Linked DNA regions of Homo sapiens: region 2 is linked to region 1. Evidence: read pairs that join two places in POLR2A ChIA-PET (ENCODE). Cell type or tissue: MCF 10A. All regions are shown on one strand. Each heading gives the region's core, and the rest is flanking DNA. Links, peaks and the distances in the headings are about the cores only.

Region 1 (11,199 bases), core at 1,164-9,163:
CCTCGCTGAGGCTTTGGATGAAAGGTCACACTCTCCCTCCCAATGCACTCAATGAATTGCTATTGTGTTTGGAGTGCCCTGCCCACTGTCACCACCTATTTTAAACAGCACATGACTCTGACTCACAGAAAAGAGCAAAGAACTGCATGAAGGCTGTATAACATGCTGCACACCCACTCCCTTGGGCAAGGGCCCAAAAACACTCAGGCCTCTGAGTGTCTTAGGTGAGAACCCTTTCCTCCTCTGGCATCTCTGAACAGATCCAATGAGTGAGGTTACCGAGGTTTTGCAACAAACAAGCAAACATTTGAAAATATCTCCCAAACATACAAGTTGACAACTTAAACAAGAATGTGGGGCAAAAAAAAAAAAAGTCGTCATTTATAGCTTGATGCCTTCTATGATATAGTTAGCTATGCCCAGATGCTGTGGGTGGGAAGAAGCCTGAAAGACTCCCCATCAACAGGGGTTCTGAGGCTGCCAAAGACGGCCTCATTAAAGGGGCCAGTGGCTCCAGGTGATATCGTGGAACACAGTCCAGTTCTTTTCTCCACTGGATCTTTTCTTTACTAGGTTAATTCTCAGAGGTTGTTTTTGTGAGAGCCCCTTTAGCAGCAAGGTGTGAAATCCACTCAAATTAGCTTACGTAAATTGTCTATTGTGTGGGGACAGCAGAGAGAAGGGAGAAAGCTTACTGTAGGTATAAAAAAGTCTTTGGGGAAACTTAGAATTGCTAAAGAGCTAGACCTTAGTAGGGGCTAGAACTGGGACCCCTCAGAAGCCCTCTACATCCTTCACTTTAGGCAGGGTTCACTGACCCCACTGCCTATAGGGCTCACACATGTGAAATAGTGGGGTCTAAAAAGGAAACTTGCTTATACCACTCAGCCTCTGGGCCTGGGGAGCTGTAGAGAGAGGTGGGGAATCTGGCCACTGAAATAAAACAAAATTCTCTGTTCACTGAGTCTCCTGTGAGTTTGCTGAAAGTTGCTCATCTATTCTGAGCAGCAGGTGAGTCTGGGGCAGGCCCCTTGGTCCTCTGTATGGACACTTATGCGAGCATGTGTGTGATCTTGAAATGTATGTTCTAAAAGTCTGAAAAGTCTCAAATGCACCTCAAGTCTGGCCTCTCTGGTTCAGCATGTTCATTCTTAAGATAACCACAATTTCCATGCAGTTTGCTCTGGAAGGCCCACCTAGTTTTAAATGTGAAATACTTTAGTTTTTAAGTGTTGGCAATCATTTAAATTTCAAACCTCACAGGCCAAACAAAACATGTCGTGTATCAGTTATGTCCTGTGGGTGGCTGGTTTGTGGTGACTGGTACCTCATCATACACAGTCCACACATCTGTTTCTTTATGGTCCTCAACCAAATTGGCAAGTTCTATATGTCTCTAAGCTCAGAATTCCTGGAGAGTAATTTATTTGGTCTCTGGCTTGGTTAGGGCCCATTCCCGGTTCAATCACATGGTACACAGAACTGCCATTGTTAGAAGTTGTAGGTGAGGAGTGGGTGTGGTAGATAAACTGACTGAAAGTCTGCTATCATTGTTGGATGTTTCCAGATTTGTTTCCTCTTTGGATCATGTTCTTGAACTCAGAAGGAGCAGAGGATTTATCTGGTTTGAAATTTCTGAAACTTTCTAAGTCAAATGAATCAGCAGTCATCAGCTGCCCCATGAAAATGTCCCAGAATGCATAGGTAGAGGTGGCATCATACTCCAACAGGGACTAAGACTGGCTCCTTCTCCACCAATTACATCTCAGTTTTTGAGAAAATTGATGAAGATGGGCCATGACCTGAGCTTTTCTTGTTGCCAGGATGCCTCTTCTCTTTTTCTTCACATTTCCAAACTATGCCTCTCTTCCTTACGAATGTTTGTTTCGAAATAGGTCTGTGTCTGATGACCTTTCCTGTAGGAAGAGTTCCAGAATATTCTCTCCCCAGTAAGAAAAAGAATTGGCAATTGGCAGTTTCTGAAATGAGCTTATTGTCTTCACACAGTTCTCATTTTCAGAAAAGCGGGAAGGACTGGCAATGCTGCACATTCTCTGTGCCTGCTTGGTCTGCTCACATCATTTGCATTCTGATCCAGCATTTTCCACTTCATTTTCAAAGCCTCTGTAGACTCCACTCTTCATCTGTGTAGTATAAAAGATAGCATTTCTCAACTTCACAAAGATTTCTTTTCAAACATTCTATTTCTGGAAGGTAGAACCAGTGTTCTTTGCTGCTTTTTCTACCCACCCACAGCAGGGTACAGAGTCACCCTATCTGACATGGGGCAGAACACCTGAGTGTGGGTCCAGTTCTCCGTTTATTGGCTGCTCTGCAAGCATCAGTGTATTCATTAGTAAAAACATAGGAAATAATGGGACAAAAAATAAATTAGACTGATTCTTTTAGGTTTGGAGGGGGAATTATAAAGCCTTTGGGAAAACTTATGAATTACTCTACCTCCTAGGGGAATTCCTAGACCAGGAATTCATCCATGCCTGGGACTGGAACACATATATATGGTTTTGGAGAAAACCCCAAGAGCATATACATGTGCTCCAGTCCCCATCTGTTTTTAACCCAAATACTTCGGATAACCCCAAGAAACTCGAAGACTCTGGAGTAAGTCCCAAAGCCTTGGGCTGTGGTCTGGGAGCCTCTAATCTCCAACATTTCAGAGAAGAATCAATCATATACTGTGTAGTATATTGATAGTTCCTCTTTTTCTTTTCATTTATTGCTTGAAAATAATTGAAGCCTAGAAGTCTACCCTGGTGTGGTGGACATTTGATTTTCTGCCAACCATCTCCCTGACCCTGATAACCACATACTAATTTACCCTTAAACTCCTCCCCTTCTCCCCCACTCATCTGAAGTGACTCTGGCTCCAGGCTTGGGTATTGGATCTGGGCTTGGAAAATCAAAGGGGCAGTGATTGGTTCAGAGCTGGGAAAGTGCCCCAAGCTGGGCCATGAAAATCAGCCCTGAGATTGTTGGTGCCTTACTCTGGGGTTGCTAAGCTTATAGATGGAACTCTTGGTGATCATCTTTACCACTTGTAGGGAATACCTGCCTGTGAATGAAACTAACACAGAGGAAAGCAGGAGTGAGCGGGAAAGAGACAATGATTGTGTCCTTCATGCACTCACTGTCTAAAGACCTGGATGAAATTGTGCCTGAAACCACCCACTGAACTTTCCAGTTACAAGGATCAATAAATTCTGATTTTTCTTTGAGCCAGTTTGAGTTGGGCATGTATTTCATAACCAAAATTGTCAAGACTAATATAGCTGGTCTAGTGAGAAATTAATAGATCCCATTTGTCTAGCAACAAATCCATAGATCCATATATACCTCCCTTCATCTCTTAGACTTCATCAACTCACATTAATCTATGTGGGAATCCACCCCTGAATCAACCCTGGAACTTGCCACTTCTTAGCTATGAGCTTTCTTGATTATCCTACAATAATCCTTTCTGTAGGACCATGGGGTTGCCAAGATTCAGATTTTATCACTGAAGCAAACAGCCAGCAACTAAGGTTACTTCCCATAGAAATAACTGTCCTAAAATGAAAGCACCAAGTAAGTTTCTCCTTTGAGCTTCACAAGGCCTTGAGAGCCTTCGGAACAAATGTCACCTCTCCTGCCATCTGCCTTATGGCTCAGGCTACCCTGCTGCTATCTTCCCACTGTGTTTCCATCCCACTCCCTTAAGCCGAGCTCTCATGCTCCAGGAAAGAATCAAAATAAACCTTTGCCTTCATATGGAGTATGAGTAAATAAACTCCTGGACATATGCCAAATCCTGTCAGAGCACGTGTGTCCTCGTTCACCTGCAAGAAACAAACAACCTGGCTAAAACCACTCGGAGGCCATTGAGTGTTCCTGGACTCTATGTTCAGGGAGACTATCAATATCAACCCTAGAGCTGGCACAAAGAATCCCTAGCTGGATCAGCCATCCCTGAAGAGATCTTTCCTGTATTCTCATCTCCCCTGAATTTCTGCATGGATCCTGGGAAGATTAGATCCTTGAATATTCAGTAAAATTATACATTTATGAGGCGGGGAAGGGGAAAGGAATGGGAGTGAGAGAGATGGAGAGGAAAGGGAGAGGTGGACAGGGAAGGGGAGGCTGAAGGGGAGCCACTAATACCTTTACTATACCATTTAAATTAGTACAGACTAGAAATTAGACTGCACCTTAAATACAGGATAGTAATATTAAAGAAAATTTAATGAGTGCAAACTTTTCATGCTATTAATTTATGCTTAGGTTGAAAAAAAAAAGAAGCATTGTTTACAGGGTTTGCTTTTACAAATAATACTTTCTTGCATGTATAACTACAAAATTAAGTCCTGACTCTGGGATTATTGAGTCAATAACTCTATACACTTTAACTTTTGATAGATAACACCAAATAGATGGTGTTTTATTCACAATAAATAATCAGTTATGTGTATCCAATAGCATTAAGTCCATCTGCATATAATTAAAAACCTAAAGTAACTGTGGCTTAACCACATAAAGGTTTATTCTTGTTTGATAAAATAAGCCCAGAGGTAGGCAGTTCCAAGTCACCAGAGTCCTCAGAAGGAGCACTAGGCTCCTCCTATCTTTCTGCTTGGCCACATGAGGTATGTGGGTTTCATCCTCAAGACCACCTCATGGTCCAGCATGCTTACTGGAACTCTATACCTCATGTTTGTATTCCAGGCATAAGGAAAAAGTGAAGGGAGAAGAAAAGAAGGACATACCACTCAGATGAGTCAGTTCCCTCTAAGGAGCCTTCCAGGAAGCCCCAGCTAACATTTCTGCTCACACTACATGGCCACACCTCATAAGGGAGGCTGGGAGATGTAGTCTTTATTTTGGGTAACAATGAAGCTTGCAAAACAAAGTTCAGCTACTAAGAAAGAAAAAGAGAAGGGAGGCAATTTTCCTCTCTGACAACATCATTACTCATCTTGGTTAATTCCAAAATGCTTCTTTTTTTTCCATTTTTTAACAGAAAGAGCTGAATATATACATTTAAAATAAACAAAAAAAGCTCTTCTACAACTCCCACCTTCTTGTAGCTGTTTCATCTATTATGTGCACATTTGGATGTCTTCATCCTAGTGCAATAGGAAAGTTACTCTACTTCAGCAGAACAGACCATGTAGCTCTGAAAGAAGTTTCTGGCACATGGCACTAGCAGTTGTCAACACAAATAAAGCCCCGGCTCCATGTATAAGGAGCTCAAGAACTCATCATGAAGCCTTAACAAATATCAACTCAAAGCCAATATTGTTTGCACTAGCCCCTTCCTACTCCCCAATATTTTTAAAGCAAACTCCAGTCATATAATTTCATTTGTAAGTATCTCAGCACATACCTCTAAAAGGACTCAAAAAAACCCACAATACTCTTATCACATGTAAAGTAATAATAATTTCTTAATGCAAAAAGTCACTGATCAATTTTCCAAGTCTCAAACTTTTTAACAATTTGCTTGAATCAAGGATCCAAATGATATTCCTGTGTTGCAAGTGGTAGCTATATTTAAGTCTCCTTTAACTTTTGGTTTCTCTTCTATCTCTTGTTTTCTTTTTTTTTTTTTTTTTTTACATATAGATATATTTTAATCTGTTTATAAAGTAGATATCTTTAACTGAATTGTACATGATCACTTTCCTTCCCTTTACACTAATATAGTTTCAGTACAGACGTTCATGCGTTCAGAACTGAAACTCTTAGAAAAGATGAGATAGAGAAAGGCCACTCACCCTTCACAGCTATAAAGAATCACTAATGCCTGGCTCCTACCATGAACTTAGAGAGGGCCCCTCATTAACCACGAACCAACAGAATCATAACCATAGAGAAGATTGTCCCCTCTCTTTTATGCATCATAAGTCCATCTCCTGCATTACAAGAACACTGGGCAAGCTGTTGAGGTGACTTCTTAAGACATAAAGGAAATAATTTAAAGATTCATTACATGCAAATCCTTTTTTCACTTCAGCTTCTTAAAGCAGACATGTGCATAACTACCTTTGTAATGTTGCTTTTTTTTTTTTTTCTTTTTTTTTTTTTTTTTCTTTTTTAATTATTATTATTATTATACTTTAAGTTTTAGGGTACATGTGCACATTGTGCAGGTTAGTTACATATGTATACATGTGCCATGCTGGTGCGCTGCACCCACTAACGTGTCATCTAGCATTAGGTATATCTCCCAATGCTATCCCTCCCCACTCCCCCGACCCCACCACAGTCCCCAGAGTGTGATATTCCCCTTCCTGTGTCCATGTGATCTCATTGTTCAATTCCCACCTATGAGTGAGAATATGTGGTGTTTGGTTTTTTGTTCTTGCGATAGTTTACTGAGAATGATGGTTTCCAATTTCATCCATGTCCCTACAAAGGACATGAACTCATCATTTTTTATGGCTGCATAGTATTCCATGGTGTATATGTGCCACATTTTCTTAATCCAGTCTATCATTGTTGGACATTTGGGTTGGTTCCAAGTCTTTGCTATTGTGAATAATGCCGCAACTACCATCAGAGTGAACAGGCAACCTACAACATGGGAGAAAATTTTCGCAACCTACTCATCTGACAAAGGGCTAATATCCAGAATCTACAATGAACTCAAACAAATTTACAAGAAAAAAACAAACAACCCCATCAAAAAGTGGGCGAAGGACATGAACAGACACTTCTCAAAAGAAGACATTTATACAGCCAAAAAACACATGAAAAAATGCTCATCATCACTGGCCATCAGAGAAATGCAAATCAAAACCACTATGAGATATCATCTCACACCAGTTAGAATGGCAATCATTAAAAAGTCAGGAAACAACAGGTGCTGGAGAGGATGTGGAGAAATAGGAACACTTTTACACTGTTGGTGGGACTGTAAACTAGTTCAACCATTGTGGAAGTCAGTGTGGCGATTCCTCAGGGATCTAGAACTATCTCTTGTTTTCTTACAATTAAAAACATTATTAAGGAAAATTTAAAACACAGACAGAAGCCTGTAGGCATTTGAATTTTGCAATCAATTGTCTAACTGGCACTCAACTCTGCTCCCTTTAATGCATCTCCAAACTCCTCCCCTCAACTCCTTGTCTGGGTCACCATCATCTCTTCTAGACCACTATAATGGCCTCCTAACAGGCATTCCAGGCACACTCCAACCTCTATCTGGCACAAATCTGGCCTTTCACCCCTCTGCTTAAATAGAAAGAGTAAAATTAATAAAGCCATTGACAAAGAACTCATGATATTTATTTTCTTGTGTTGTTCAAAAACTTGCCTCTGAAGGAAGTTTCCAAATGTGACTTCAGCAAACAACCTATGCTCACCTGAATACACATCAGATATCGAATACTACATTAAAATATTTGGGTGATAGAAACCCCTACCTGTTGCACAAACGGGGTCGATTGATCTGGGCCCTGGTGCATGCATTCTCTTTGCTAATGTTGGGGCTTCAGGAAATATCCAGGGTGTTTTCACAGTATAGCTTCCTGGTTCACATTCTGTATCCCTCCTGTTGTATGACAGCTCTTTCCTGATCTGGTTCCTGTCTTCTGGGTTTGACTCTACTCACATATCGGAGTGTCTCTGCTTTCAACATGCCTTTTGCTTGCTGGTTTTTACCTCCTGTTCCGAGATCCCAGCTTGTCTCTCCCCTTCCCAGGTTTGGACCTACCCCTTTTCAGAACTGTCATTTCTAACAGACTTCACTTACCCATTCTGCCAAAACATATACACACACAACCATCGCCACCACCAAAGACATACGTGTTCAGATCATTTTTCCTTAATTAGCTATATTGAATTATCACCATACCTCCTACTGTGTTCTGTCCTGAAGGAATTAATGGCCTAGGGAAGCAATAATACAGATCAGTATATACACAATAGCGGTGCCCCTTCTCTCACATGAATTTGAAAACAATGTCCAGCCTGGCTTGGAGATCTGGGATTTGGATTAATAGAGATTCCCCAGGGTGATGAGTCATCAGAATTTACTGTACTTACTAAGGTATAGTGTGTATTCAAATGTAAGTTTAGGTTGGTGGCAAAGACTTAATCATCAAGTCTTGTTTAATCAGGTATTGGATAAATTATACTTTTAAAATCCTAGGTTTGAATCTGTACAGCAGCCAAAGAAGGGTGACAACAGGGGAAATAGTTACTTTTCCAGTTTGTTTATTCTATTTTCTTCCCCTACCCTGATCCCGAATGTTCTTAAATTATCTGTGCAAAATAGCCTGCCAAAATAATTTTCTCCCTAGGAGTCTCTATCTCTGCTTCCCTCAGTGGCGTAAATGAGTGTCTTCCCAGTGGCTACTCTTCAGCTGAACTTTCTGCCTTCCAGAAATAGAGCTTGGCTCTAGCTTGCTAATCCTGTGTCCTGTGAAATACCGCAGCAGGGAGGGGCAGGCTACTGTGCCCGGGTATTATATAAGACTCTACACACCAGGAGCAGCGCCCAACAGACGCCAGACTGCCCCAGGCAGGGCCCTCACAGTGGTCCCAGAGCCTTCCCACCCTGTCAGCACTGGGACATGCCAGCTATTGGCCACACAGGGTGGGTCATTTAATATCCTGTTTGTTATTTTTACTACAGTGCTGGCTACTATTTTACTTGGAAATCTGAGGAAATGTATCCTTCCACCTGCTAAGTCCAGATTAGGAAAATAAGTAGCCTTTGAAAGAATAAAGGTCTTTATATGGCTGGGGAATTGGAACTGAAACCCAGTTCTCTCTCAGACTGTCAGGAGCAGCGCTTAAAAGGTTGCATGCACCCTGGGCCACACAAATGTCAATTATTTAGCCACAGAATCTTTGCGCTAGAGAGGACCTTAGTAAGAGAGATTATCCAGTGCTACCTTCTCATAGCTCTAGTTAAAGAATGTTGAGATAAGTGCCTAACAGACATTTCTACCTCCCCAGTGAATGCTGGATAGTGCTCACGTCCTCCTCCCCATGAGCACCCACAAGGACGGAGAAGGAGGGGCTAGAACAGCTGAACACACAGCCCGCACTCCATTTCAGACAAAGGCTTAAGAGGAAGACTCTGGAAGTAACAGCAACACGCAGATATGGGTGTAATCTGTAGTTCTGCTTCTTCTTTCTACTCCTAGCTTCCATTTCCATGGGAAATAAGGGGAGGTGATCCTATGGATAACATAAAAAATGCCATTTCTGGTTAATGTAGATGTAGTTGAAAAGGTAGATGATCTGACAAAATATTTTCCTCAAATGAATCCATTCATCTCCATCATTTGATTAATTTATTCATGTTATTATCTCTGATATGTTAAAATGTCAAGAAGGAAAAGGTCATTTGCACACACATGCAGTCTCCCTGTCACAATTTGAGCTGCCAGACCTCACCAAAGGAAACTAATCACAGTTCCTTTCTCTTGCAGGCACAGATGGCAGCTCTGGCGGCAAGGTGCTCTACAAGGCCTGGCAATAAGGAAGGGTCCAGTTACTCGCATCCAGTGGTCTAGAGCATGTTTGATTAGGCAACTTTTAGCAGTCGTCCTCAGCTGTGCATATTAAAATGGCTCCTTAATTCATGTATAATATCTAGGTATGTAGAATTAAGACATCCTTTTGAATACCATATTTCAGAAACAACTCTTCTTTGGCATATAAAATTTATGGAACAAAATGACAAACAGGGCTGGAATCAGCGGTATGTAGGTAAATGTTTAACAACTGGCTCTGCAAGAAAACAAAGCTCTGATTTGTAGTGTTTGCCATTTTCCATGGTGTAAATACTCCCATCTTGGCAAAGTTCAAGTTACCAACCAAAACTCATTGAATTGGATTTGGGAAGAGATGCACACAATTGGCTCTTGTGGGAAGGTATGTGGCAGTGCCAGCCAGCATCAGCACACTGCTAGCTAAAAGAGCCAACAACAAATCATTTCCTGTGCCTTCTAGGACGTCTTACTTTTCCTAAACAAGTACAGAATGGCTCCAAAAGGAAAATAACACTTCACCTCACTAAAGGAGCTACAGCTGTTTTTATTTTTATTTTATTTATTCTAGTCAAATAAAAGGAGCAAGTCAGGCACTTCTGGGCAACACTGTTGCATCCTGGTCTCTTCACTGCACAGGACTGATTTGATTTCTACTTTGGGATTCTGCTAAAGTCCGGATAACTTTGGGGTGACTTGATAAGAATCTGTGGACCCAAGAGAAGCAGAACAGCATAATGATTGAGTATAGAATTTAGATTCCAAACAAAGTTCCAAGTCAATTTTATCTAGAGAATACAATAAGCAGTTCAAGTAAGATCCACGGCCTCTCTAAACTGGAGTAAATTCATAATATAACAAATTCATAGTGCAGATGTGAAGGTTAAATAAGAAATGTATATAAAGCATTTAGCTCAGCATCTGGCACAGAGTGCTCCATAAACAGTAACTATGATGATGATTATTCCTATTACCTAGCCTGGTTTTTATTTCAGCATTGTCCCTACCTCACTTGTCTATTAAGTCCTGTCCTATAAGTGATCAAGGCATCTGCTTCTACTGCAGACTGCCAGGGCTCGTCTTCTGTCTCATGAGGCAAGAGAATTCTAAGGTGAGACATCAGCTATGTAGTCCATAGGTAGCTATTTTCTGTTGGGAAGAAACATGGCAACAGAATTATCAGCAGTAAGGCCTAGCTCTCAACAACAAACAGAGGGTCTTTAGAAGCGGGAGCGTCAGTGAGGAGTGGGGATGTGGACATATTAGGCTCTGAACTTCTAACACCCTAGCCTGAACTTGGTTGTTAGGCAGCAGCTCTTCCCCTGCATCCACTGGTTCTCTCATGGATCCCAACCTCACCTCCCTTCATAGCTCTGCCTAGACTCTCCCCTCTCCACTCCTGTGCTGAAATTCCCCAGCCCCTGCTTCCTCCCTAGACCCACCCTGCACAGGAGCAGAAACAACTTCCAAAGCTAATTGCAATCCTTCTGTTTATGAATCATTTTATGGTTTTCAAACTCTTTTGCTTCCATATATGTTTTGACCTTATCAAAACCACTAAGCAACGCAGGGCTGACTTTATTACCTTCTTTTCATATATATATATATATATATATATATATATATATATATATATACACACACACACATACATACACACACACACACACACACACACACAGAAATTGTGTCCCAGAGA
Region 2 (11,199 bases), core at 1,558-9,557, 130 kb after region 1:
AACACACACGGAGGAAACTGAAATTTCAGAAAATGTGATTAGTTTTGGAGGCTGTCAAACTGACTCTCTTTCTAAAGTAGCCTCTAAAAAGCATAAAGGCTACGAGGAATGGTAAACCCTAAGAGCAATGTAAAGTCAATGAGGTCAGGTTCTTGAGCTCTGAGTAATAAATCGGGAACTAAAGCTTAAAAGGTTATATATATGAATGAAAAGAATTACTTCTTCATATAGTAGTTGATAAACCTCTGGAATTTGATGCTAAAACCTACGTTGCATTAAACTAGGATGAAAAAGTTTAAATGTGTTTGGGAAATAACGCCCATAATGAATCCTGATGAGAAAACAGAATTTTTGAAAATGGACCTTCAATCACTTTGTTTGAGGGAACTTAAGCTCACATAATTCCTTAGTACCACTAGGAGAAATAGAATATTACAGTAGGCAGTCTGACCCTCAGCATATGTAATCCATAACGTTATGTTAGAAGTCATGCAGCACTAAAAACATTTATAAAAAATCACAACTTCATTTTTGTATATTGTAGTGTTGTTCAGAAGTTTATGTAGTTTTGCATAATTGAAATAATTTTCATACAACTATATATTTTGCTTTTCCTTTCTATACTCTAAACGTTTCTTATGTTTTTACAGTCTTAATAATTTTTAAGTATAGCATAGTATTTCCCTTAGGTAGTCAGTATCAGACTACACTCAACATCAGATTCCCAAAACTGAAGTTAAGGTAATTGCCACTGAGAAGAAAATATAAAAGAATAGAGTATAAAGGATAAGATTGACCATCCATAAAAATTAACCAGCCAAGAGGACTGGCTGTTTTATCCCCAGCATATGTCACAGTTCTATACTCTCCCAGGGTACAGATAACAGTGTACAGTGTCCCAACCAAGGCCTAACCTGAGCTGACCTGTCTCTCTCACCTAATTCAATAAGATGTAAACATTCACATCAGCCATCTTCAAACTGAGCTCTGTATCCCTCATGGGATTGTTAAGGGATAGACGGACACTTAGTTTAAAGGCTACCAATTTCTGCTGTGGCTCACACCTGTAATCCCAGAACTTTCGGAGGCTGAGACAGGCAGATTGCTTGAACCCAAGAGGTCGAGACCAGCCTGGACAACATGGTGAAATCCCAACTCCACACACACGCACACACACATGCACGCACACGCACACACACACAAAAAATTAGTCAGGCATGGCATGCAGGAGGCTGAGGTGGCAGGATCACCTGAGCTGAGCTGGGGAGATCAAGGCTATAGTGAGCCATGATCACACCACTGTGCTGCAGCCTGGGCCACAGAAGGAAACTCTGTCAAAAAAAAAAAAAAAAAAAGGCTACCAGTTTCTGAATCTTCAATTTACACCTACGTTCTTTCCTAAAATTGATCTGCTGGTAAAGGAATATGGTCAAGGTGTCTCATTTCCCAACTCTTTCACAATAGCTGTATGTTTCCCAATTTGTAAAAGGAAAGACATTTGAGAATCTTACAGGCATTGCTCTGGGTTATAAAAGGCTCAGCAATCTTTGCCAATTCTTTATAAATTTAAAACACTGATCTATATTAGAAAGTGTATACTTCTAATGACTGGGTAACAAATTCTTTTGCAAGTCAGATGATTTCCAAATAATTGCTTTGAAAAAAGTATGACCTAAAGATCACTGATATCGATTAGAAGGAGTTCAAAGAATTAAGTGACATTGATATAATGACAAAACTCCTTATAGACCCAACTACTATTTTTTTTTTTTTTAGACAGGGTCTTTCTCTGTTGCCCAGGCTGGAGTACAGTGGCACAATCTCAGCTCACTGTAGCCTCGACCTCCTGGGCTCAAGTGATCCTCCCATCTCAGCCTCCCAAGTAGCTGGGACAATAGGCATGCACTACTACACCTGGCAATTTTTTTTTTTTTTTTTTGTAAAGACAGCATTTCACCATGTTGCCCAGGCAAGTGTTGAACTCCTGAGCTCAAGCAATCCACCTGCCTCCCCCTCCCAAAGTGCTGGGACTACACGTGTGTGCCACTACACCCAGCCTCCATCTACTTATTAATGTGAAAACATTTTCTCAGAATTTATAAAAATGAAAAATTGAGAAAACATTGAATCTGAACTTTGTCTCATTCTAGTAAGAAGTAGTATTTAACAATAAATGTGTGCACTTAATTGTAAAACATCACATTTAATAATCAAAAAATTTATATTTTGTATTGTTTTGAATACTTGAAAATTACTAATAAATACAATGATGCCTCAATCTGGAAGAAAATGAGCACCTAGGGTCTTTAGTTATAAGAAACTTAAATTTCAACTTATATGTATTTCTTTATATGTGTGTGTGTGTGTGTGTATATATATATATATATATATATATATATATATGTATATTTTTTTTTTGTGACAGAGTTTTCCCTGTTGTCACCCAGGCTAGAGTGCAATGGCACGATCACGGCTCACTGCAACCTCTGCCTCCCAGGTTCAAGCAATTATCCCTGCCTCAGCCTCCTGAGTAGCTGGGATTACAGGTGCCTGCCACCACGCCCAGTTAATTTTTGTATTTTTTAGTAGAGACGGGGTTTCGCCATGTTGGCCAGGCTGGTCTTGAACTCCTGACCTCAGGTGATCCACCCACCTTGGTCTCCCAAAATGCTGGGATAACAGGCATGAGCCACTGTGCCTGGCTTTTATATGTATTTTCATTGCAGAGAAATATAATAGAGTGATTCATAAAACACATTCAGCTAGGCATAGTGGCTCACGCCTGTAATCCCAGCATTTTGGGAGGCCCAGGCAGGAGGATTGCTTGAGCCCAGAAGTTCAAGACCAGGCTGGGCAACAGAGTGAGACCCTGTCTCTACAAAAAACTTAAAAATTAGCCAAGCATGGAAGTACATGCTTGCAGTCCCAGCTACTCCAGAGGCTGAGGTGGGAGGATCACTTGAGCCTGGGAGGTTGAGGCTTCAGTGAGCTGTGATTGCACCACTGCAGTCTAGCCTAGGTAACAGAGCGAGATACTGTCTCAAAAACAAAAACAAAAAACATATTCAAACATAAAAGTACATTAATTAGGATATATTCCTGAGGAATGGGATGTGGAATGGAATTATAAATGCGAAGAGAAAATAAATTATGTAAAAATATCCTATAGGTAAATAATAATTTGTTCATATATTTTTTTAAATGGTTCATAGTAAGCATAACTGCTATGATATTTAGATTTCGTTGGATTCATTTAAAAGCATGTTTTATTTAAAAATGTTAATTTTTACATTTTGCGGAAAATTGCAACCTTTGCGAATACTTAAACTTATGATGAAAAATTTTAGGTGACAATTGAAAAATATGTAGGAGGGTAGATAGCATCTCATGTGCATGAGTAAAAATGTTTGAAGACTTAATTGAAATGTTTGGAGACTTATTCACAACCCCCTATTGGAAGTCATTTCCATTTCTAAAGAACATTTGTTCTTCCAATCTTTGATTTTTTTTTTCTTAAATAGAAAATCAACTAAATTTCCTTTTATATAGATTTTACATTGTGTTTCTAAATGCCCACCTCTTTTCTACCTTCCATCAATGGGAGGGACAACTTTTTTGTTTGGTTTGGTTGGTTTGCTTTGGATTGGTTTGGTTATTAAGACTTTGATGTCTGGTTAAATCAGCAATTACTGTCTTCCTGAAAGCCACAGAATGCTACTGGGGCATAACAGGAAGACTCATTTTTAAGGGGTCTGTAGGGGGAGCCAAAGACTGGAAAAGGGGAAAGGGACCAGAGACAGCCTCTGAATTACCCATTCAGGTAAGTACCCAGAGATGACAGACAAAAAGGGGAACCACTTCCGGGAGCCAAGGTGAATATTCAGGCTTCCCCGACGGGGGAGCAAAGTGTTACTTGCATCCAGAGCATTTCCCTAGGCCCAAGGCTTTATAATGTAAGCCCAGAGGAGACATTACCCCTTACCTGAAAGGCTGATGGGGAGGAGGAATTGGATCAGCAAAAAGGGGACACCCTAATTATAGAACAATGAACATTTTCAGGCCTATAAGTTGTTTTCTTCTTCTCACATATTGCCTTGGGATAAATTTCCAAGAGTTGGATTACAGAATGTCTTTTTGGCTTTTCATATACATTGTTATACTATTTCCTAGAAGACTTAGACCAATCTGTCACCACCAGCAAGGCACTATTGACTTCACCAAACATTGAACCCACTTGATATTATATTTTTTGAAAATTCTTACTGGTTTTGTATGTGTTAAATGATACCGCCAAGTTTCCCAAATTTACCTGGCTACCCTTGGGATTTTTTTGGTCTGTGCAATATCCTTGAATTAGTAGAACATTCCTTCTATAGTATTCCTTCTGGGGATTGTCAAACATTTAATTCCTGCCAGTCTATATTTAAACCAGAAACCTCAGTGAAACAGTTTGCTTGCACGGTTTTGGTATACTTTGGTAACTTGTTCTAATTTGAGAAATGGCCAGGATGAATTTTTTTTAAATCTCTAGTTTTTGGTAACTAACTGGGCATAGTTCTATTTAGAAAAGTATGAAAAGAATCTACTTTCATGAATTTAAAAGTTACACAAAAATAGCATAGCAAGGTGTACGCTTCTTGTGCTATTTAGAAATGTCTTTCTCATATAAGTCCGCTTTATTAACACTGATAATTTGCTCAAGGTGAGATATTTTAATTGTCATAAATTCATTCACCACCTTAAAAATTATTGAATCCTGGAATCCCAGCACTTTGGGAGGTCTAGGCTGTCAGACTGCTTGAGCTCAGGAGTTCAAGACCAGTCTGGGCAACATAGCAAAACTCCATTTCTACAAAAAATACAAAAATTAGGCAGGCATGGTGATGCACACCTGTAGTCCCAGCTACTCAGGAGGGTGAGGTGAGAGGATGGCTTGAGTCTGGGAAGCGGAGGTTGCAGTGAGCTGAGATTGCGCCACTGCACTCCAGCCTGAGTGACAGAGCCAGACCCTGTCTAAAAACAAAACAAAACAACAACAAAAAAAACCCCAATAAAACAAAGTTATGGAATCCTATTATGTACTATGTTAGATACTGGATGAATATGACATAATCTCTACTTTTGAGGAATTGATGGTCTGTAGGAGAAATGTAGCTATAAACAGATGAAAACAAAATATGTGTATAAACAACAGTGAGAGCCCAAAGAACAGAGCTGCTAACTCTGCTTGAGCAAATCTGGGAAGGAGGTGAAGGTTAAATGGAATTTTAAAGGATTAGTAGGAGGAAGCCTAGCCAAAAGTCAGCAGGAGGGGGGTGGGAGGGGGCACCATCCAGAATGCTGGAGCTGAGAGAACACGTGAGATGTTCCCTTCTTTCTTCCTGCTTCCCCCGTGCCAGGGAGAGAGTGGTGCCCTAAGCTACCCTCTGAACGACCAAAAATCCCTACTCCCCTCACTCAAAGTGTATCCTAATATTAACACACCATTTCCTATTCCTACAGCTCAACCAGCTTTCATATTTTCTTCATGCAGCTTCTCTCTTGCAGGTTTTAGGAGGAGTGAGACCCCACTTAAGGTTATTTACTTAAAGCAAGAATACTTCCTTGGGGTACTAGCATTTTAAAAAGGAAACTTGTGAACCCAAATTAATTTTAAAATTGTAGAAATATGCACGCAAGAATTCTTTTAGCAGGGAGATTTCCAGGTTCCCTTTGGGTAGTTTGGTCTTATCTTTACTTCTCTGAATGAAGCAAGATAAGGAGGCAGCAACTCAGTCACCAAATTCTGTTAATTTTCTCTTGGCCCAGTCTCCCTCTATAGTATGGGGTTATCATTTCACTTATCACATTATTACAAGCTAGAAATCTTATGTCATTATAAAAGTATCCATTTATTTCCTTTGTTGTCTTATTTCCTGAAGTTGTCAGGGCCCTAACTCTAGCTCTCTAGCCACACCCTAAGTGACGAACTCTGGTCCTGAGTTCCCCATCACCACCCAGACTGATGTCAGATGGGGCCAGGTTCTTCTCAGTTTTCAACACATGCGACCCCACCCAAAGTCACTGGATCCACGCTTTATTAGAGAGGGATGAGTCAGATCTCTACTAACCCAGTAGTCTATCTAAGTCTCCACACAGAACAAGGACTCCCTATCGTCTCCCATACCTGGGTCAAGGGCACTCCCACCTCCTCTCCCAGGCCTGGGGAGAGTGCCTCAGACTCCACTGCAATGCCCCTGTTGACCAGGACTAGACACTCGAATGATCTTCTGGTGCTTTCCTCTTTCAGAACTCACAAAACAAACTTTGATTTTACAGCCTCACTCTCTAGGTGTCTTCACATCCTGGCACCAGTTCCCAACTATATCAAAGCTGCCTTCTCACACACACACCAACACCATCCCCACACAAGAGCTCCCAGCCACCTCCTCAGATGCTTAGCTCGAAGGCCCTCTTCCCCCTATTTGAATAGGAACAAATCACTATGGATGATTCTCTCTCTCTCCCAAGGTGATTACTCCAAACTCCAGAGCTGCTTCAACACCCCCCCAAGTGCTCTCTGGTCTAGGAACCTCATGCCATTCATCCTCCCAGTGGAATTTACTATGTTCTAGTGTGGAATTCTGTGAGGATCAGCTCCACCTCATTTCCTATCCCCCTGACTTTCTGGGCGTCTAGTGACTGTGTCCACTGACTCTGTGCCTCCCACTCCATCTTTAGGTCCTTCCTACACAGGCACAGGGTGTTCCACTGCTGCCATTCTCTGAAGAGGCCAGTGCCTCAGAAAGAAAGGTCACTTTCCCCAGCCCCAATCCCACCTGTTTTTGGCTTCTTTCTCCTGCTGCCAATTGGCAGTTCCAATATGTCTTGTCCATATCCCAGCCCTGAACTCAGTCATGACGGTAGGGACCTTCACTTTGACTCTTTCTTGTTGGAGCCAGCCATGAACCCATCTTCAAACTCCCAATACTTATGATTGGAAACCCCCTGGCCAGTTGTTGCCTGGATTGTAACTGGGGCTACTGTATCTCTTAATAATGACTCCCATTTGGCTCTTCCACTGGCATTATTCTCTGCACCTAGGTTAGTTCTTCAAAGCCTGTCCCATTGTAGTGGGTAGGTCTCATGCCAAGTCTTGGCCTCTCTTCCTGCCACATGTGGCCATACATACAATCAAATCTTGAGTTACAACTGCTAGTCAGAGGGGATAAGCCCCTTAGTGTATGTTCTGTGAGTTCAGTGCTATTGTGGAGCATGCCTGAGGACCCATCTGAAGACTTTCATTAGTGGTAGGTCTGTGCTACCTAAGGTTCTCCCCATGAGAAGCATAGATCAGATCCTCAGAAGCAGGCTGGCAGATGTGTCCTTGACACTGAGTACTGCTGTATGTTTATCCTCTTTAAGCTCAGTACAGTCAATCAGTTTTCCATGATTTATTTTATTTTGGCTAAGTCAGTTTACTGTTATTTATTTTAACTAATAAGTAAGTGTTTTCCCATGTGCTTCAGACAAGCTTCAATTCCTTAGTCAGAGGCACCCAGTCCAAGGATACCTAAAACAGCCCTCACCTTCCAAGTCCTTATTGAAAGTAACCCTCTGATTAGCCATTTGTGGAGGGCAGGCATATTTCTTTCATCTATTCATTCAGTCAGTCGCTTATTCTTTCAACACGTATTTATTGCTGACTGTGTGCATTGCGCAGTGCTGAGTGAGCCTGGAAATACAGCATGCATGAGCAAGATTGTGTCATCTATGCCCTCCTAGAAAATCCAAAGAACCTCCTCTGGGCTGGGGTGTGGTGGAGAGGAAGGCTTTCTAGAGGCAGTAATGATTGAGCAAATGCCTGAAGAATAGGTAGGTGTTTTCGCAGGTGAAAGTTGCAGGCAGAGAGAAATGCTTACAAGCATTAATTCTAGATAAGAAGAGAAAGGTTGGCTGCTGAAGAACTAAAAGAAATCTCACATGGCTTTAAAATAACCCACAACAGGGGATCAGTGAAAAATGGAGAGTTTTGAAGGAGGCAGACTGGGGAGAATCTTAGGAAGTCATGTGAAATAATTTGAACTTGATGCTATGGCCATAAAACTTCCTTCAGGTGGAACCCAAACCTGGGCACAGGGGGCAAGGCTGGGCCCAGCTTCTGCTAACCTGGAGGGCGCCAAGTCAAAGTCAGCATCTGGTTGTCCTGAGAACAAGCTGGACATGATGTGGAAAACTGTCCAGCTAAGTCCCTCACTCCTCAGGCAAAGGGACCCCAGAATCTCACAGTGTCCCTTACCTGGATCTCTACCTGGATCTCACGGTATGCCTTCTGGATCACTGAGTAAAAGAAGTAATTTGCTCATGTTCCACCTCCACCTTAAAAACAAAAACAACAAAACAAAAAACAGAACACTCCTAAATTCTAATTCAGTGCGTCTATTCAGTAGGTTCTGGGGCTAGAATCCCTTATTTTCCCTGCCCAGAAGAGTCCTGCCTATTAGGGCTCTACTTTATCCAACTTAAGAATAAACAATAATGCCTACAGTTGTTTGTTTTGATAAAATCACCAGCTTGGGTCCCTCAGTTACAATCGCATACAGGCCCCACTCATGGTTCCTGGGGTAACATAAAGTTGCTATGCCCTGAATGAGAGGCCAAGGTGGGCAGATTCCTTGAGCTCAGGAGTTCAAGACCAGCTTGGACAACATGACGAGACCCCGTCTCTACAAAAAATACAAAATTAGCTGGGCGTGGTGGTGTGCACCTGTAGTCCCAGCAACTTGAGAGGCTGAGGTGGGAGCCTGGGAGGTGGAGGTTGCAGTGGCCCGTGACCACACCACTGCAGTCCAGCCTGTGTGATACAGCCAGACCCTGTTTAAAAAAAAAAAAAAAAAAGGAAGAAAAGAAAAGAAAAGAAAATGTCAGTTGTGTTGGAAAAGAAAATGTTTTGAGCAGTACCCTAGTTCTGTGGCTAGAGAGAGGAGAAAGAGCAATGTAATTTCCAGAAACCTTTTCTGGAGGACTAGATTAATGGAAGTGTGGATTCACCCAAGCTGTTGTTGGCTCTTAAGTTGGTTTTGTTTTGTTATCATTGTTATTGTTGTTCTTGGAGTAGCTTATAAGGTTTGAAGGATTTAGGGGAGAAGTCAAAGGCCTTGCTTCGGTGAAAAATTATGTGACCCTTACCTTCATCTGAGAATATTAGGCTGAGAGCTACAGTCTCCCCAGTTGATCCTTTGCTCTGTCTACAACCTGTTCATCTCTATTTATGTCTTGGGAGGCAAAATGGTGAAAACTGTGCTTTTTACATCTTCCACAGGCTGACAGCAATCTCACACTCAACCTTGTACCTATCATCAGCAGGACACTGACAGTGATGATAATGATGCTAAACAACCACCAATATTGACATTATTTTTAAGAACCCATTGTTTTCCAGGTCCTATACCTTATTTTACATTCCTAGCTACTGTAAGAAATATGTATTTTTAAACTGTTTGTAGAGGAAAACTGCTAGGATATACATGCAAGGTTTCTGTTGGCCCGTTTCAAAGAAAAATGTGTACACGTGGACTCAGGGTGGGGGTGGGCCCTGCCAATTTCCCAGCCTCTGTAGCTCCCTTGTTATAACTGGATGCCACATATTGCCCTGCCTACTTCCTCCACTCCCCATAGCTGCCATTGTGCCCTTTACTTCCTCTCTTAGGATCCTTGTGATGCTTTATCTATTTCCTTTATACAACTGGAAGGCCCAGGAGGGCAGGGGCCATGTTTGGATGTTCAATTCTGAGTCACCATAATTCAGCAGAGTGTGTGGCACACAGGTTGTCCTCAGTGAATATTTGCATAGTGAAAATGAATGAGTGGATGTGGAGACTCAGTCCACCTCTGTTCAGGCACAAGCTGGACTTTGAATAGGAAGATTCAGCCTTTCCCCTAGTTTCCAGGCCAAACTAGATACAGGGAGACAGGTTCAAATGTCTTTAGCGCACTCATCAGGCCAGCACCTCTAGAACAGCAGGACCCCCAACCTCGAGGAAGGAATGTATGAGCTGAGATCTGAATGTGGAATACCTTGTGCAAAGACCTAAAGAAGAAAGGGGCATGGCAATTCAGAGCTAGCAATGACAGCTCTTGTGCTGACCATGGGTTTCCAAATTGTTTCTTAGTTTCCTTTGTTGCTAATTAGTATTATAGTTTGCTGCTAATAATAGCAGTGAGCATTTATTTAGTGTTTCTGTGTGAAAGAGGCTGTGCAAAAAAGGTTTAGCATTGCTACGTTAATTTTTATAACAGACATTGTAAGTACTTCTATACAGATGGAGAAACCAAGGGTTAGAGAAGTTGAGTAACTTAAACAAATTCACATGGCTAGTAAATGGCAGGGTGGAATTTGTCTGACTTTAGACAGTCTGGGCCAGAATGTAGGTACTACGTTGCCTCCCCAGTATATTTCCTCAGTAATGGGTCTACTGTCTCCAATTTGCCATTCTCCATACCCCCTCAGTCCCTAGGTCCTGGGGCTGAGCTGCTGTGTATAGTTGTCTCCCTGAAGGACTCCCATCTATTTGGGACCTGGCCTGCAGCTTATAGCTTGCAGGACCACATCCCCATCACTGGAGAAACACCAGCAAGAATGGGCCCCACCACCTTGGTCTTGTTTTCTATCCTGAGCAGTTTCCTCTAACTTGCTTCCAACCTGCTTTCTTCTCCCATTCCTGACTGCTGGACACCTAATCCCTAGATTCACTGCCCATTTGTAGACTTATTTGCCCTTCAGATCTGATATGTGACCAGATTCCACTGGATCATTTGTGGATGGCTCATGTTGATTATGGTTTGCACTTACCCCTTTTGTTTTGCTGTTTCCAGTTTCTTTGAGTAAACACTTCATCTGGGAAATCCCATCCTCTGAACCCTGCCCGCTATGATAGGCTCCATGAGGATGTCCATGCCAAAATCAACATAACTGAAGGAGAGATGGAACCATGGCATGGTCTGAACCCCTAGATCCCGCCATGTCAGAGGTCAAATATCCCCTGGCCAGTGCCACTGTGTTGCTTGCCTCCAGAATCACTGAACAGTGCTCCCTGGAGTTAGGCAACATGCTAACCCTGTCCTAGCCTCTCGGATATATGAACAAACACATCCGTCTTCCAACGCTTTTTGTTTTTTGTTTAGGCCAATTTGAGTTGGATTTCATTCATTGCTATCAAA

The links. ChIA-PET counts read pairs that join two places held together with the same protein. Peaks named below come from ENCODE experiments on the same cell type or tissue, not always from the same donor. Only the 100,000 strongest peaks of a DNase experiment are listed, where the experiment ranks them.
Region 2: POLR2A ChIA-PET joins it to region 1 with 5 read pairs; 5 of 35 experiments call an interaction of 5 or more read pairs at or near these places.

What each region holds. Positions count from the first base shown.
Region 1 is chr5:115,415,225-115,426,423 of GRCh38, forward strand. No RefSeq gene overlaps it. Among named protein-coding and RNA genes, the nearest start is that of FEM1C, 120 kb to the right of the region's middle. RefSeq lists an enhancer at 1-112. In MCF 10A, for the core only: no CTCF peak of the experiment used is centred there; DNase peaks (open chromatin) are centred at 4,817 and 8,017.
Region 2 is chr5:115,545,568-115,556,766 of GRCh38, forward strand. No RefSeq gene overlaps it. Among named protein-coding and RNA genes, the nearest start is that of FEM1C, 6.4 kb to the left of the region's middle. In MCF 10A, for the core only: no CTCF peak of the experiment used is centred there; no DNase peak of the experiment used is centred there.